Regions from separate parts of the Homo sapiens genome. Here region 2 is linked to region 1. Evidence: read pairs that join two places in POLR2A ChIA-PET (ENCODE). Cell type or tissue: GM12878. All regions are shown on one strand. Each heading gives the region's core, and the rest is flanking DNA. Links, peaks and the distances in the headings are about the cores only.

Region 1 (7,382 bases), core at 2,383-7,382:
AGCCTGGAGGACATTATCTTAAGTTAAAGAAGCCAGGCAAAGAAAGATGAATATGGCATGTTTTTACTCATATGTGGAAGCTAAAAAAGTTGATCTCATAAAAGTAGAAAGTAGAAGAGTTGTTGAAGAGTAGCCAGGGGTTGGCTAATGGATGCAAAATCAGAGCTAGAAAGTAGGAGTAAGTTTGAGTGTTATATAGCACCACAGGGTGACTATCATAAACAACAATGTATTATACAACTTCAAACAGCTAGAAGAGAGGATTTTGAATGGTCTCATGACAAAGAAATGATAAAATGATAAATGTCGGAGGTGATAAATATGCTAATTATCCTGATTTGATCATTACACATTGTAAACATGTATCAAAATATCATATTATACCCCATGTATAAGTACAATTATTTGTGAATTAAATATATAGCAAATATTTTAAAATAAAATGAAATAAATATAATAAACCTAGAGCAAAAATGGTCAGGAAAAAAGTAAAAGCACAAATTACCAATATGAGAAATAAGAAAGGAGACATCACTACAGATGCTGCCCATAAATTTGACAAATAAAATGGATAAATTCCTTGAAAAAATGTAACTTCTCAACATTAAACAAGGGAAAAAAAATGTAATATCTGAATAGTCTTCTATATATTGAAAAAAAACTGGATCCCTAATCAAAATCTATCCACAAAGAAAACTCTAGACTCGGATGGCTTTGTTGGTGAATTCTTCCAAATACTTTAAAAATTCACTGGTAGTTCTTTCAAACATTATCAATGTTAGACTCTTTTAGACAATATAAAAAGAAGAAACATTTCCCAACTCATAAGACAAGCATAACTCTGATATCAAAATTTGAAGAGAACATTTCAAAATACAAAAATTTCAGACCAATATCTCCTATGAACATAGAAGCAAAAATACTGCACAGCCAAAAAATAGCAACAACCCAAATGCTCACCAACTAATGAATGTATAAAGTGTAGCACTTCCATATAAGAGAATGTTGTTTACCCATAAAAAAAGAATGAAGTACTGACTCATGCTACAACATGGATGAACCTTGAAAACATTATGCTAAGTGAAAGAAACAATGGCAACAAAAGGTCATAAATTGTATAATTCCATTTATATGTAATGTCTAGGTAGGCAAATTCATAAAAACAGGAAGTAGTAGTTGCCAAAAACTGATAGAAAGGAGAATAGAAACTGACTGCTAATAGCTTTGGGATTTATGGAGAGACAAAAATGTTTAGTTGTATGACTTTGTGAATATACTGGAAACCAATAAGTTGTATAAAAGGGTGAATTTATGGTATGTGTATTACCCCTTTTATTTTTAAAAAAAGAGAGAGCCATTTACCTACAAATAATTTTGTCTAACAACATGTGGAAAGAATAAATACATAATCAACATAATTCAATATAATAACAGAACAAAAGAAACAAAACATATGATCACTTCAATAGAAACAGAAAAAGTATTTTTAAAACTCAACAACCACTAGTGATGAAACTCCTTGGTGAACCAGGAACAGATTTTACTTAATCTAATACAGATTATCTATAAAAAACCTACTTTTAACAGTGTATTCAACTATACTGAATGTTGAAAAATTAAGTATTTCCACTTAGGCATAGGAGGAAAATGCAAGGATTTGTACTATCACCACTTCTGTTAACACAATATTGAAGGTCAGTAAGTGATGCAAATGAAATAAAAGTCATAATGGTTAAAAATTAAAAGTAAAGCATTTTTTATTTGTAGATAATTATATTTATAGAAAATACAAAATAATCCACAAATAAAGAATTAACAAGGGAATTATCAAGGTCACTGGATACAAGACCAACTTTTAAAAATCAATCTATGAAGCACCTTATGTAAACTGAAGCTTTTCCATAGAAGCCAGATTCATTCTGTGTAATTAATGTAATGATACTCCTATCATGTTCAAGCATCAATGAATAAATTAGGGAGGAATAGTTATCTCATTACTAAGTAGAAAACTTTTATTTACTTAACCTAGCCGGCTAATTAGTAATAAGAAAGAGATTTTAACAGTTCAACTTGATTTAGGGGAGAGATGAAAACAGATTTCTTATATATAGCTTCAGTCTCTTGATCTTATTTGGAAGTCTTCACATGGGGGGAGGACTATAAATAAAGCTACCTTGGCAATGGGCAGAGCAGCAGAAGGAAAAAGAAAAGAGGGTAGGGGAATATGGAAGGGAGCATAAGTGAGGGGAAGAGAACTCTCTGAAAAGCTTTGGCTATAGACCCTGCCTCATGCATATTTGTACTCTTAAGTAAACATAGGCTAGGTAGGCCAGGGAAACTCAAGCCTTGAAGCAATTGTAAAACTGTAACACTTTCTAATGATATCATGAATACAATCTATTCATCCCAGGCCTCAGAGAACAACAAGAGGAATGAGAGCAAGCAAATAACTAAGAACACAGAGATACAAGGCACTCTGAGTGAGAACAGCAGAACTAGGCAACAGAAAGACACCTATATAGACTTCAGATGGTGGGATTTTCGGAAAGATTGCAACAAGAACATGTGTATCAAATTTAAAGAAATAAAAGACTATCATTAAAATATCTGCAGGGAATGGGGAACAACCAAGCACATTTGAAAAAAAATCAAACTAGACATGAAAAATAACTGACACTACAGACTCCATAGGTGGATTTAAGTGTACAGGACACAGCTGAATAGAAAATTTAAGATCTAGAAAACAGATCAGAAAAAGAATCTGGAATTCTTCACAGAAACATAAAAAGGCTAAAAATATGTCCCTGAGACCTTTTCAAATCTGAAACTTCCTCCTTCCCCCATCCCAAAAGAGACAGCTCTTACTCTATCCAAGTATGCACTTCCTCTCATACACCAGATCCCATTTCATTCACCATCCTTGAGATTTTGCTCAACCATACATCCCTCTCTTTGTTTACCCTTTATGCTTTTTTTCTGTGGTTTCTAACCTTAGAGGCCTACTGTCATTCTCCAATTCAAAAGGGGAAAAAAGTTTAAGTAATCCTCTATCCCTCTTCATCACTAAATTTCTTGAAGAAAAAAATGGTCCTGGCCTGGGCAACATAGCAAGACCCCGTCTCTATTAAAAAAAAAAAAATTAGCCAGGCACGGTGGCATGTGCCTGTAGTCCCAGCTACTCAGATGGCTGAGGTGGGAAGATCGCTTTGGTCCAGGAGTTAGAGGCTGCACTGAGCTATGGTCATGCCACTGCACCCCAGCCTGGATGACAAAGTGAGACCCTGTCTCAAAAAAAAAAAAAAAAAAAAAAAAAAAAACTTCATTGTATTGAAGTTTTTTAACACCTTACTATCAAACTCATGCAAGTCTATGAGACTTCTCAATACCACAAACTTTCTAGTAGCCAATTCAACTGCCCATCTTCAGTCTTTATCCTTCACATTCTCCTACATACGATAACTACCAAACAGTGCCTACTTCTTTACATCCCTGCCCCCTGTCCCGCCAGCTTCTAGAACCTCTACTTTAGTGTTCCTTCTACCTCTGATGGTGGTTCCTTCTCAGTCTTCTTTACTGGCTCCTTTTTCTTCCTCTTCCTGTCCCTTAAGTCTTTACTACATATATCACTTCTAATGTGAGCTATCTGCTCATGTTCTATATTCACTTCTATACTGGTTAGTTACAAACCTTGTTCAATAAGCTATAACAACCCTAAACAATAATAGCTATTGGAGTTACTGAACATCATTAGACTGCTGGTCTAGAGCCAGTTAAGTTCTCTATCAAGGTACATCTACCATAAAAATCTAGAACCTTTCCAGCTACTTCAAAATCCCTCCCCTACCCATCAACTCAGAGCAGAGAATCTAACCATCTATTTAACCAATAAAATAGAGACACCATTACAAATGTACTCCCTTTGCTTTTCTTCCACCCACCTTGAAATGATCTCTAACCCAGGGCCTTACTCTATTAATTATTCCCATTCTCTCTCTCTTTTTTACTATCCTTGCCCTTTTCCTTCAGCCTGCTATGTCAAGATAGGTTAAGAGTACAGAATTTAGAAACAAATGACTTGGGTTCAAATACAAGCTCTGTCATTTACCAGCACTGTGATCTTGGTATTACTTTAATCTCTCTGTGCCTCAGTTCTCTCATCCATACAATAGGGTGAAAACAGTACCTCTCCCACTGGATGATGTCACACTTAGAATTATGCCTGGTATTTAGTAAGTGCTAAACACATTTTTATTATTATTCCCATGCCAAATTCAAATGTCTACCTTGGTTTGGGTTTCCCCAGAAGCAGACGTCAATTCAAGAATTCAAGTGCAGTAGTTATTTTGAGAGGTGATCCCAGGAAAAACACCAGTAGGGAAAACAAAAGTAAAACAGGGAAAAGAAGGAAGTCAAGAAAGGACATATTATGAAGCCAGTTACCCTGATGGGGAACTAGGGCCTGAACCAGTGGAGAACTCTGGTAGACAGCAGAAAACATGGCTCAGTTATCCTAAATGCAGGTGAGACAAAGGTATTTATCTACCAACTCCCCATCCATCACTGGTGGAAAGTTTTTCTGAAGGCATTAACTCTCTGGCGCATGTGAGTTGCCCTGCACACAGGCCAAGTGTGTTTCTTTTCAGGCAGATAGTCATAGATGTTTGCAGAAGACAGTATGCAAATGGATGCCAAAGGGATATGGCTAGGACACTAAGAACATCTCCTACAGGTTATCTAATCCAAAAGATTAATTATTTGTCTCCTTCCTTAAGCTACTGCCTTCCTTCTTGCCCTTTAAACATTATTAAACACTATTTCTAAATACTCCCATGTCCAGCCTCACTTTCCCACTTTTCCCTGCCTCCTGAAAAAAGGAGGTGAAGTGAGTGGGTGTTGGCTCATTATAATTTCTTATTGCCAACCTCAAGAACCTATCTCAGACTTCGGTTTCACTGGCCTAAGGGAAAAGAGGCAGTTTGTGAGTGACAGTATGTTCACGAGGAGACTTTGAATATACTGAACATAATGTATCTGAACAGGACTGAGAGAATCCTAGCAGTAGACTTTTCAAAATACAGGCTAGAACTTAAGAAAAGAGGTTTTACCTAAAAACCACAGACCAGGAAGTCAAATGCATATCTGAAATCATAAGCCTGAGACAACCAAAGAAGAAAATTCAGAGAGAAGAATCCCAAGAATGGACTCTTGAGAAACTAGCTCTTCCTCCCTTTCTATCTAGATGAAAATCATTATTATATTTGCACTTGAGATCTAGTCACCTGCTAAATATATCATTAAATCCACTTTATTCCATCTATTCCCATTATCTTTTCTCAGTATTTTCACTTGTCAGAGTTACTGCAACTGTCTCTTTAAAGGTAGCCCTGCTTTGCAGATCTGCTCCTTTTCATTCATCCTCTATAACACTACTAGAGATTATCTTTATAAATTGAAAGTTTAACTCTACCATTACATTGCTTAAAAACCTATGATTGGCTGGGCGCAGTGGCTCACGCCTGTAATCTCAGTACTTTGGGAGGTCGAGGCGGGCAAATCACGAGGTCAAGAGATGAAGACCATCCTGGCCAAGATGGTGAAATCCCATCTCTACTAAAAATACAAAAATTAGCTGGGCGTGGTGGTGGGTGCCTGTAGTCCCTGCTATGTAGAAGGCTGAGGCAGAAGAATCTCTTGAACTCAGGAGGCGGAGGTTGCAGTAAGCCAAGATCGCCCCACTGCACTCCAGCCTGGCAACGGAGTGAGACTCCGTCTCAGAAAAACAGACAAAAAAAAGAAAACAAACAAAAAATACCCTATGATTGTTCCATACTATTTTCAAATAAAGCAATACAGGGAACATAATAACCTAGTCCTAACATATCTTTCTAGCCATATCTCCTACCTCCTCATTTTTATGCACCCCGCTACCTACATTGTAGTTATTTCCAACATTTCTGTTTTGCACTTCTTTGATTCCCTGAATTCACAATGTAGCTCCAGCAACGATTACCACCTACTCAGGGGTCAGCAAACTATAGTCTACATGCCAAAAACAGCTTCCTGTCTATCTTTGTAAATAAAGTTATATTGGAACACAGCCATGCTTATCCATTTATATATATTGTCTGTGGTTGCTTTCAAACTAAAGAACAGAGCTGCATGGTTGCAACAGAGACTCTATGGCCCATAAAGTCTAAGTTATTTACTATCTGGTCATATAAATATGTCATATATATGATTATAGACACATATGATATCAAACAGTATCATATATATATAATTGGATTCCCAGAAGGAAATAAGAAATTGAGTCTGAAATAATATTTGAGGAAATAAAGGCCAAAATTTGCAAGTTAAATAAAAATTGACATCACACAGATCTAACAAACTGAAAGGATACCAAGCAGGATACACACACACAGAGACACAGACGTGTGTGCGTGCGCATGCACACACACACACACACCATATTTAGGTACAATACAGTCAAGCTGCTAAAAATCAATAAAAGGGAAAATCTTTTTTTAAAGCCAGATAAGAGAGTTCTGGTTCCAGTACATTGGCATAAACCCCAAAACAGCCTATTTTCCCCACTGTTTACAACTACTTTGGGCAAAATTTTTAAAAAGACAAAAAAAGTACTTCAGGACTCTGAAAAACAAATAAAAGCAAATTCTGGAGGGGAGTCAAAACTTGGAAAAGTGATTCACAGAAGAGTAAATTTCCCAGTTTGGTTGTTTTTCTCCTTTCACTAACAGCTTTGCCTGAAGGCCAGGAAGAGATCACTGCATTACAGGGCTACAACCCAAAAGTTAAAATTCCAAGTTAAAACTCTTTCTGGCCAGAGGAACTGAGAAAAGAAACTGATATGATGGAAAATGGGTAAGAAGTCCTGAAAAAGAGTAAGACACAGAAAGGGATCCCCTAAACAACAAAAAACACAACATCCTCCAGAGAATTATAATAAACCCTAGAGTTTACAAAACATAACATTAACCATGTCCAAGATACAATCCCAAATTCTCACAATGCAAAACACAAGAAAAATGTGAACAACTTCAAGGGAAGAGACAATCAAAAGATGCCAACCCTAAGACGATGCACATGTTGTAATTATCCAACAATGACTGGAAGGCAACCACTATAAATATGCTACATTGAGGAAAGACAAGGACAACTGAATGGAATGGAAAGAGGTTCTCGGCAGGGAAAGAGAAGTTTTTTTTTGTTTTTTTTTTTTTGTTTTTTTTTTAAAGAACCAAATGTAAATGTTAAAAGTGAAATAAACAATACATAAAAAGTTCACTGGTTGGACTCAATAAGAAAATGGAGATGGGAGAAAAGAGTCTGTGAACCTGAACGTGTATCAATAAAAATAACCT
Region 2 (7,474 bases), core at 1,321-6,320, 140 kb after region 1:
AAGTCCTCACATTTTAGCCTAGTTCTATGATCCTCTTTCCTTTGATCTATTTGTCTCTGCTCCACATGAACCATGTCTCTGCTTCTCATTTCCAAGGACCTGTGAGCAGGGCTGATATTTATGCCATATAGAATGGATTGGGCTGGTTATTTATATGGATATCTGTTCTGATGTATTGAGGCATTTTTTTGGTGAGCCATGGCATCTGTTCTGACTAGCTGATGCCTGTATATATCAGTGGTTAGATATTTCTCCAATAAATGAAGATTATTTTTGTGGTAAAATATTAGCTCTAGCCCCCTCTTAGGATGAGGCTAGAATTATGTGTCCACTAGAAAAATATTATTTTCAGAAGTGGATTTAATTTCTATCATTTAAAGGGCCAGTCATAAATGACTCTAATCAGAACTGTTGATTGATTAGACTTTCGTTATATGCAGACAAATATGCTCAGAGGCCAGATATAAGGGACAAAAGAACAAATTGGCCACATGCTGTGTCTGCAAGGAACTCACTATGTAGAAAGGACTTCTACTCCTGGATTTAGAACCATTCAGTTTTATATTTTTTGTTTTTAAAATTATGGAAGATTTCTCATTAATTTTTGAAATGCAGGTGACTAACTGATTTAAAAATACACTTAAGAGTATCACAATACCTTTGAAAGGTAATTGAATAGAACTTCAGAAAAATCCATTCAACTATTGTCTCAAATATCCATCCATCCATTCATCTATCCATCCATCCATCCATCCATCCATCCATCCGTCCGTCCGTCCACCCGTCCGTCTGTCCGTCTGTTCATCCATCCATCCTTCCATCCATCCATCCACTATCTCGTTGAATTTATCCATCTTCCAGGAGCTGTGCTTGCAAATAGAAAAAGACTGCCAAGAAGCTCACAGACGAGTACAGAAATGAACATACGAACAATTTCAACACCATTGTGGAGATAAGTTCACATGTGGATGAACTCAGGCAAGTTCCACAGGGGTCTAACAAAAACAATCTTAGACTCTGAGAACTGCAAATCTGGATTTGAATTCTCGCTCTACCCTTACTAAAGCTATGGCTTTGAGTGAGTTATTGAACATGTCTATTTCAATCTCCTCTTCTATTAGGTATGTTGTAGGGGCAAAGGGAAAACTTCCCTTTTACCCTCTGAAGGTTCATTGCAAATCACTGACAAAAGATAGATTAATAGGAGAAAAAGCATACAAATTTATTTGATCAGAGTTTGGATATGATACAGGAGCCTTCAGAATGAAGACCCAGAGATACAGGGGAAACTGTCCATTTTTCTGCTTAGGTTCAACATATTATGGATAGCCAAATAGAAATAGGATTGGACAAAAAGGATATGTTCCCCTGTTAATGGACTGAGTGGGGAAACTCAGGAAGACCTGTCTGTTCAGATTCTTCTTGGCATCCCTGTGCAGCATTCCTTCCCTCCGGATATGAGGCAGGACACTCTCTGGAGTGGAAGTTTTATGACCTACAATCAAACCAGGTAGGTCAGATAATTCTTTTATAACCAATTTTTACACAGAAAGGTAAAGGGAAAGGTAGAGTTAGATTTTTAGGTTTCATGACTGTTTGGGGGAAACAGGTTCTGATTTCTATGATCTGTCTTGGGGAAGAGGGATTCTAGCTTCTATGGCTTGCCTCAGGGAAGAATGAGGGGCCAGAAACAGAACAGTAGGAGAAAATCAGAGTGAGCTGCTTCTGAGGCCTTCACTTTGGGATATCATTTTCTGAGCCTCAACAGTGTATGATGTCACTTGCCTGACCATAATAGATGCCCATTATGTTAGCTACCATCTCTCTATCTCCTCTCTTCCCTTTCATTCATTTCTGGGCTTTGGTTTTCTTATCTCAAAAAAGAAAGGGTTTAAATTGATTTCTGAGTTATTTAAGAATCTAAAGCCTGTGTTTTAGGAACAATTCCCCTAAGCTTGAAAGATGTTCTTTCATTACTTATGGTCAAATATGCAATACTCTCTAAATATGGCAAATCATAATTTAATCACACTGATTGGTCTCTCTAACACACCAAGCTCTTTCTCACCTTGGGGACTTGGTGCATCTTGTTCCCTTGCTTGTAGATTTCCTTCCTCTTTGCTTACCTGGCTAGCTCCTGCCTGTCCTCCAGGTTTCAGTCTAGTGGTCACTTCCTGCTAGAGTTTGGATGTTTGTACCACCAAACCTCATGTTGAAATTTGATCCCTGATGTTGGAGGTGGGGCCTAATGTGTTTTGGTCATGGGGATGGATCCCTCTTGACTTGGTGACGTTCTTATGATAATGAGTGAGTTCTTGTTCTGTTAGTTCCAGTGGGAGCTGATCGTTAAGAGCCTGGCCCTTCCCCACTCGCTCTCTTGCTTCCTCTTTCACCATGTGATCTCTGCACACACCAGCTCCCCTTCACCTCCTGCCACGAGAGGACACAGCCTGAGGCTTTCACCAGATGCCCACTCTTCTAGCCAGCAGAATGGGGAGCCATCTAAACCTATTTTCTTTACAAATTACCAGCCTTCTGTATTCCTTTATAGCAACACAAATAGACTAAGGGACATCCCCAAGGATGCTTTCCACAGATAATTTCCAGAGGGCTAATCTGTGAATTTTCTTTGGTCTCTACACTCAGCCTGTCAAAATAGACACCATACTATAGCCATCCCCCACTTATAACACCCAACATTTAAGATCTGTAATATTCTAATGCATTTCCCTTTAAAAAGAGTAATGATAATGACTCCTCCAACCAGAGACCCTTATGGGGCCCAGTTTATGGTTTACTGTAGAGAAAGGGGATCTAACCATATTTCAATATCTAAATGCAAAATGCAGATACAAATTATTAATGACTAACATGTATAAATCATTTACTACACGCCTGGCACTATGCCAAGCATTGTATATGCATTATTTCACTTATTCTTTATATCAACTTTAAGAAATAAGTTTATGTGTAGCATAGGTTTGTAAATGAAGAAACAGTGACTTACAGAGTTTAAATTGTTTATTTAAACAGAAATAATTTGTTTCCTAGATATGAAGATCGTCAGAATAAAACAAAACAAGGCAAAAACCCACCAAAAATTCAAAGCAACAACCAAAACATTATAGGTTTAACAACAGCTTTACAGGGAGAGAAGGAAACATGACCTTATATGTGCACATTGTAAGACTGACTCTGATGTCAGAGGCATTAGAATTGAGGAGCAGCAGAGGCAAGTTTAAGCTCAGGACTGTCTGACTTCAGAACCAATATTTGTAAAATATTACTCTGTACTTTTCAGATTCAGAAAATCAGCCCTCAACTTAAGGATACCTGAGAGGCTGTGAGAAACTCAAGAAGCAAAGACAAATTTTTTGAGAACTTTGACAATGTGAAAATAAACCAAGGGACAGTCTAAGTGCAAAAACAAAACAATGACAAACCCCAAACAACCCAAAGCCATTACATTCAAACTTACCAGCAACATGAGATTTGCAACTTAAAAAAAATGAAGAAAATAGAGAATGTGTATTCATGTATGTCACTTTTTGTGATTTATTTCATTTAATCATAAGAATTTCATATGGTAAAAGCATTACATTATTATAATCCATATCTAACAGATGAGAAACTGAGGCACAGAACCTGCCTTAGGTCATATATTAATAAAAGGTAGAGTTTGTGTTAGACTTAGGGAAACTAATTCTAGAGTCCACAAATTATGGAATTGGTAGGAAATTCTATAATTTCCCAGATGCCAGCGATGCGACAACGTTTTCTAAATAATTAAATAAAATTCATCAAGAGAAACGTTCACTGTTGGAGCAGGTTTTTAACATGGGAGAATCTGCTCTGTTGTGGAAATGAGATCTCTCCAAACCTCTTATTTTCTACCAGATCTTAATTTTGCCAGCTTTAGTTTTGATAGTCCCAGTAATTTTGATAGTCCCAATAATTTTAGGAACAGAGCCCCATGAAGAGTGAAAGATAATTGCATCTGGTGACAAGCTCCCTGGTCCTTAGACTAAAATCTCTGTGGTCAGGCACTATGTTTTGTTTCTGATTGCATCAGTGTTTGGCATAGCCAAAGGACTCAATAAATAATTGCTGAATGAATGAATCATGTAAGACATTAAGCCTAAGACTGGGAGGCCGAGGCGGGTGGATCACGAGGTCAGGAAATCGAGACCATCCTGGCTAACACGGTGAAACCCCGTCTTTACTAAAAATACAAAAAAAATTAGCTGGGCGTGGTGGCGGGCGCCTGTAGTCCCAGCTACTCCGGTGGCTGAGGCAGGAGAATGGCGTGAACCCGGGAGGCGGAGCTTGCAGTGAGCCGAGATCGCGCCACTGCACTCCAGCCTGGGCGACAGAGCGAGACTCTGTCTCAAAAAAAAAAAAAAAAAAAGAAAGAAATTAAGCCTAAGAAATTTTACATTTAAACAAGAAAATGCATGTCATGAAGAATGTGATCTTTTCATCAGGCCACAGCCAGCCTCTACAGGGCCTTAGAAAAAGTGCTCTCCCTGGGTGGATAAATTAGGAGAAGACATACACTGGTCAGGTATACTCTCTCTGATTTGGCTTATCCACATTAGAGACCCATAGAGTCCAGCTAGGCAACTAGAACTTACATTTCCAACCTCATTTGATCTTTTGGTCAGGCATGTTTAAGCAGTGTGCAAATATACAACTGTATATGGTAATCTGGTTTACCTCATCTTCTCTTTGATTTTTTTTTTTTTGTAGGGTGACGGCAAATGTCCTCTTGTCTTTCTTAATCAAGACAGTACCAGTTCTGCCCAGCTTAAAAAGATATAAAAATAAAATGTTTGCATTCTATTGATTTATACCATATTCAACATCCATGTCAGTCTTTATTTTTCAAGGAGAGTATGTTAGATAGATTAGTTCCTTTCTTCTTTATATGGTAAGCTATAAATAAATTTTATAGGATCTTTTTAAATTTTGGAAACCAAAAAAAAAAAATTGAGCCCTGAACCTGTACATTTTAGTTTTTGGAACATTCTATAAATTTGTCTACTGCTTTCTTGTCTCATACTTCTCAGTTTGTGTAAGGTGTGTCACTAGAAAAACCAGGAGGCGGAGGTTGCAGTGAGTGGAAATCGTACCATTGCACTCCATCCTGGTTGACAAGAGCAAGACTCCTTCTTAAAAAAAAAAAGAAAAAAAATTAGCTAAACCCAAAGTCTAAAAAATGTGAATTGCCTTTCTCTTTCAGATACTTGCAGGAATGTATACATGTGAACACACACAAACACATATACACACACATACAAACAAAACATATACACATATACATACAAACACACACATAGGCATACATACATATGTTGCTTTTCTGTGCTAAGTGGGAATTTAGGGGCAACCTGATTCATATCAAGAGATGAAGGAATTCTGTTGGACTTAGTGACTCTCTGAATAGCTTTGACTAATTGCAAATGATTATCATCATAATAATTTCCCAGGAAGAGTTTATTAAACTTAAATCTTAAAACTCCATTACATGTCACTTAGACACACACACACTCCAAAAATTTAGGAGTTAAATCAGCGTACCTTTCTTAAAACAAAAGCCTAATTAGAAACCTCTTGCCTCGATCATAGCTCTGCTACAGCATGCCTTTTAGGAGTGATAGAGTGATATTTTTATTTATTTTTAATAAGGACCACAAAACCACTTTCAAAAAAATTTTAGTCATTTTTAGTGAAAGAGAATGTTTCAATTTAGTTCACAAATCCTCACATTAGAACATTGGCTTCTTGTCCTCAAATGCATTTAAAAATATGATCTCTGCAATGAATCTCAATATCTGTTGTTGTTCCCTCTAGGCCTGAAGTTTCTCACTCATTAACCTGGAGCAACAAAATGGAAAGAATTCTGATGACAAAGTAGAGAACCTGTCCCTTTGCTGGCTCTGAGGATGACTGACTGTTGTGTGGGTGAGGTCTGCAGACAGAAGCCAGCTCTGCTCTCTCCATTGGTAAACATGGGTGGGAGCATGGGAAACTCCAAGAGGCCAACCCTTGTGAGTGTTAGTGAAAAACAGCAAAGTGTTAGGAAGAAAAGTGAGTCCTAACTCAGAACTGCAAATGCCCACCAATATTGGTTGCTCCCTGCCTTATTAGACATTTTCATTTGTAGCACCTTTAAAAGATATGATTTCCTAATGTCATGGCACTTTATTTTCTGGGTCATGTTGGCTTCGTGGTTAAGCAGGTGCAAACATTGAATTGGCCAGGTGAGCTGCCAGGATGACTGAAACACAGGGGGTTTGGATCATCTGGACAACAGGACTGAGTGGAAATTAATGGGCGAGGGTTTCAGAGATGAGACTTTGAATCCAAGCTTTGCATTTTACTGTAAGAGTTTGGGCAAGTTGTTTAACCTCCGAAAGGCTTTGTTTTCTTCATTTGCAATATCCCCTATCTTAAAGATTATAAAGTTATAAAGATTAAGTTAGATAATGCATAAAAAACAATTAGCACCAGTGCCCAGCAAATTTCTGTTGTTAAGAGGTAGTCCTACAGAATCTGTTTTTTTTTTTTTTTTTTTTTGGTCTGAAATTCCCTTCTCACAGGTTTACTTATTCCCCAGGAATAGCTGTAATGAATAAAACTTTGGAGACTTGAATTTGGGCACAATGCAATATATTGCCAGGGACATCTCCAAAATCAGCCTTAACATACCCTAACTTGTTTCCAAGGAACTTATCACTTAGCTAGATGTGTACTATAAATAATAATGATGATGATTACAGAAATAAAAATATTCATTGTTTCTATTCATTCAATGCAGACAACTTGCTGGGTGCTTTAAATATACACTTTAAAATACTTATAACAATGGCACATATTAAGTACCATTATTCACATTTTATAGAGAAAGCAGAGACAAGAGAGTAAGGAACATCTTGGAGGTCACACCACTAGGGATCAGACCTGGGATTCAAAACCAGATTTGCTTTACTCTGGAGCCTTTTTTTTTTCTACTACACCCTGCTATGCTCAGATGGGCTAGGAAATTTGTCCTAGGAATAAGTTTAGTAAACATCAACAGGTTCTTTTGTCTTTCTAGTGAATACCAAATATTTTGTTGCCTATTTCACAAATTCTGAGGGAATTCTACAAACTCTTCTTTGCTGGAATTCAGGATCCCTTTTGTTGATTAAATTATTATTTCCATTGATGTGGTTTTGAATTCAATCTAATAGCAACAAGGCACTGTCTTAACAAAGGATATGCTGTTGTTGGGTTTTTTTCCTGAGAGGGGGCTACTTTCATAACTTTTCAGTTAGGTGAATTTGGAGAATAGAATTATTAACATCAGTCCAGTCCATGCAGGGAGAAAGTTCTATTCTAGGAAATGGTCTTCTTCTAGTGGATCTAATGAGATTTAAAAAAAAGATTCTAAGAAAAGAAATCAATCATAATATTAGAAGAGTCGATCACA

The links. ChIA-PET counts read pairs that join two places held together with the same protein. Peaks named below come from ENCODE experiments on the same cell type or tissue, not always from the same donor. Only the 100,000 strongest peaks of a DNase experiment are listed, where the experiment ranks them.
Region 2: POLR2A ChIA-PET joins it to region 1 with 6 read pairs; 3 of 35 experiments call an interaction of 5 or more read pairs at or near these places.

Annotation. Positions count from the first base shown.
Region 1 is chr13:77,304,338-77,311,719 of GRCh38, forward strand. The region is part of intron 1 of MYCBP2 (MYC binding protein 2); the gene reads right to left. Among named protein-coding and RNA genes, the nearest start is that of MYCBP2, 19 kb to the right of the region's middle. In GM12878, for the core only: no CTCF peak of the experiment used is centred there; no DNase peak of the experiment used is centred there; H3K27ac peaks cover 202 bases.
Region 2 is chr13:77,446,562-77,454,035 of GRCh38, forward strand. LOC124903186 (a long non-coding RNA gene) reads left to right here. Exons shown (of 4, transcript XR_007063828.1): 2 at 5,854-6,005. Among named protein-coding and RNA genes, the nearest start is that of SCEL, 85 kb to the right of the region's middle. RefSeq lists an enhancer at 2,116-2,495. In GM12878, for the core only: no CTCF peak of the experiment used is centred there; no DNase peak of the experiment used is centred there.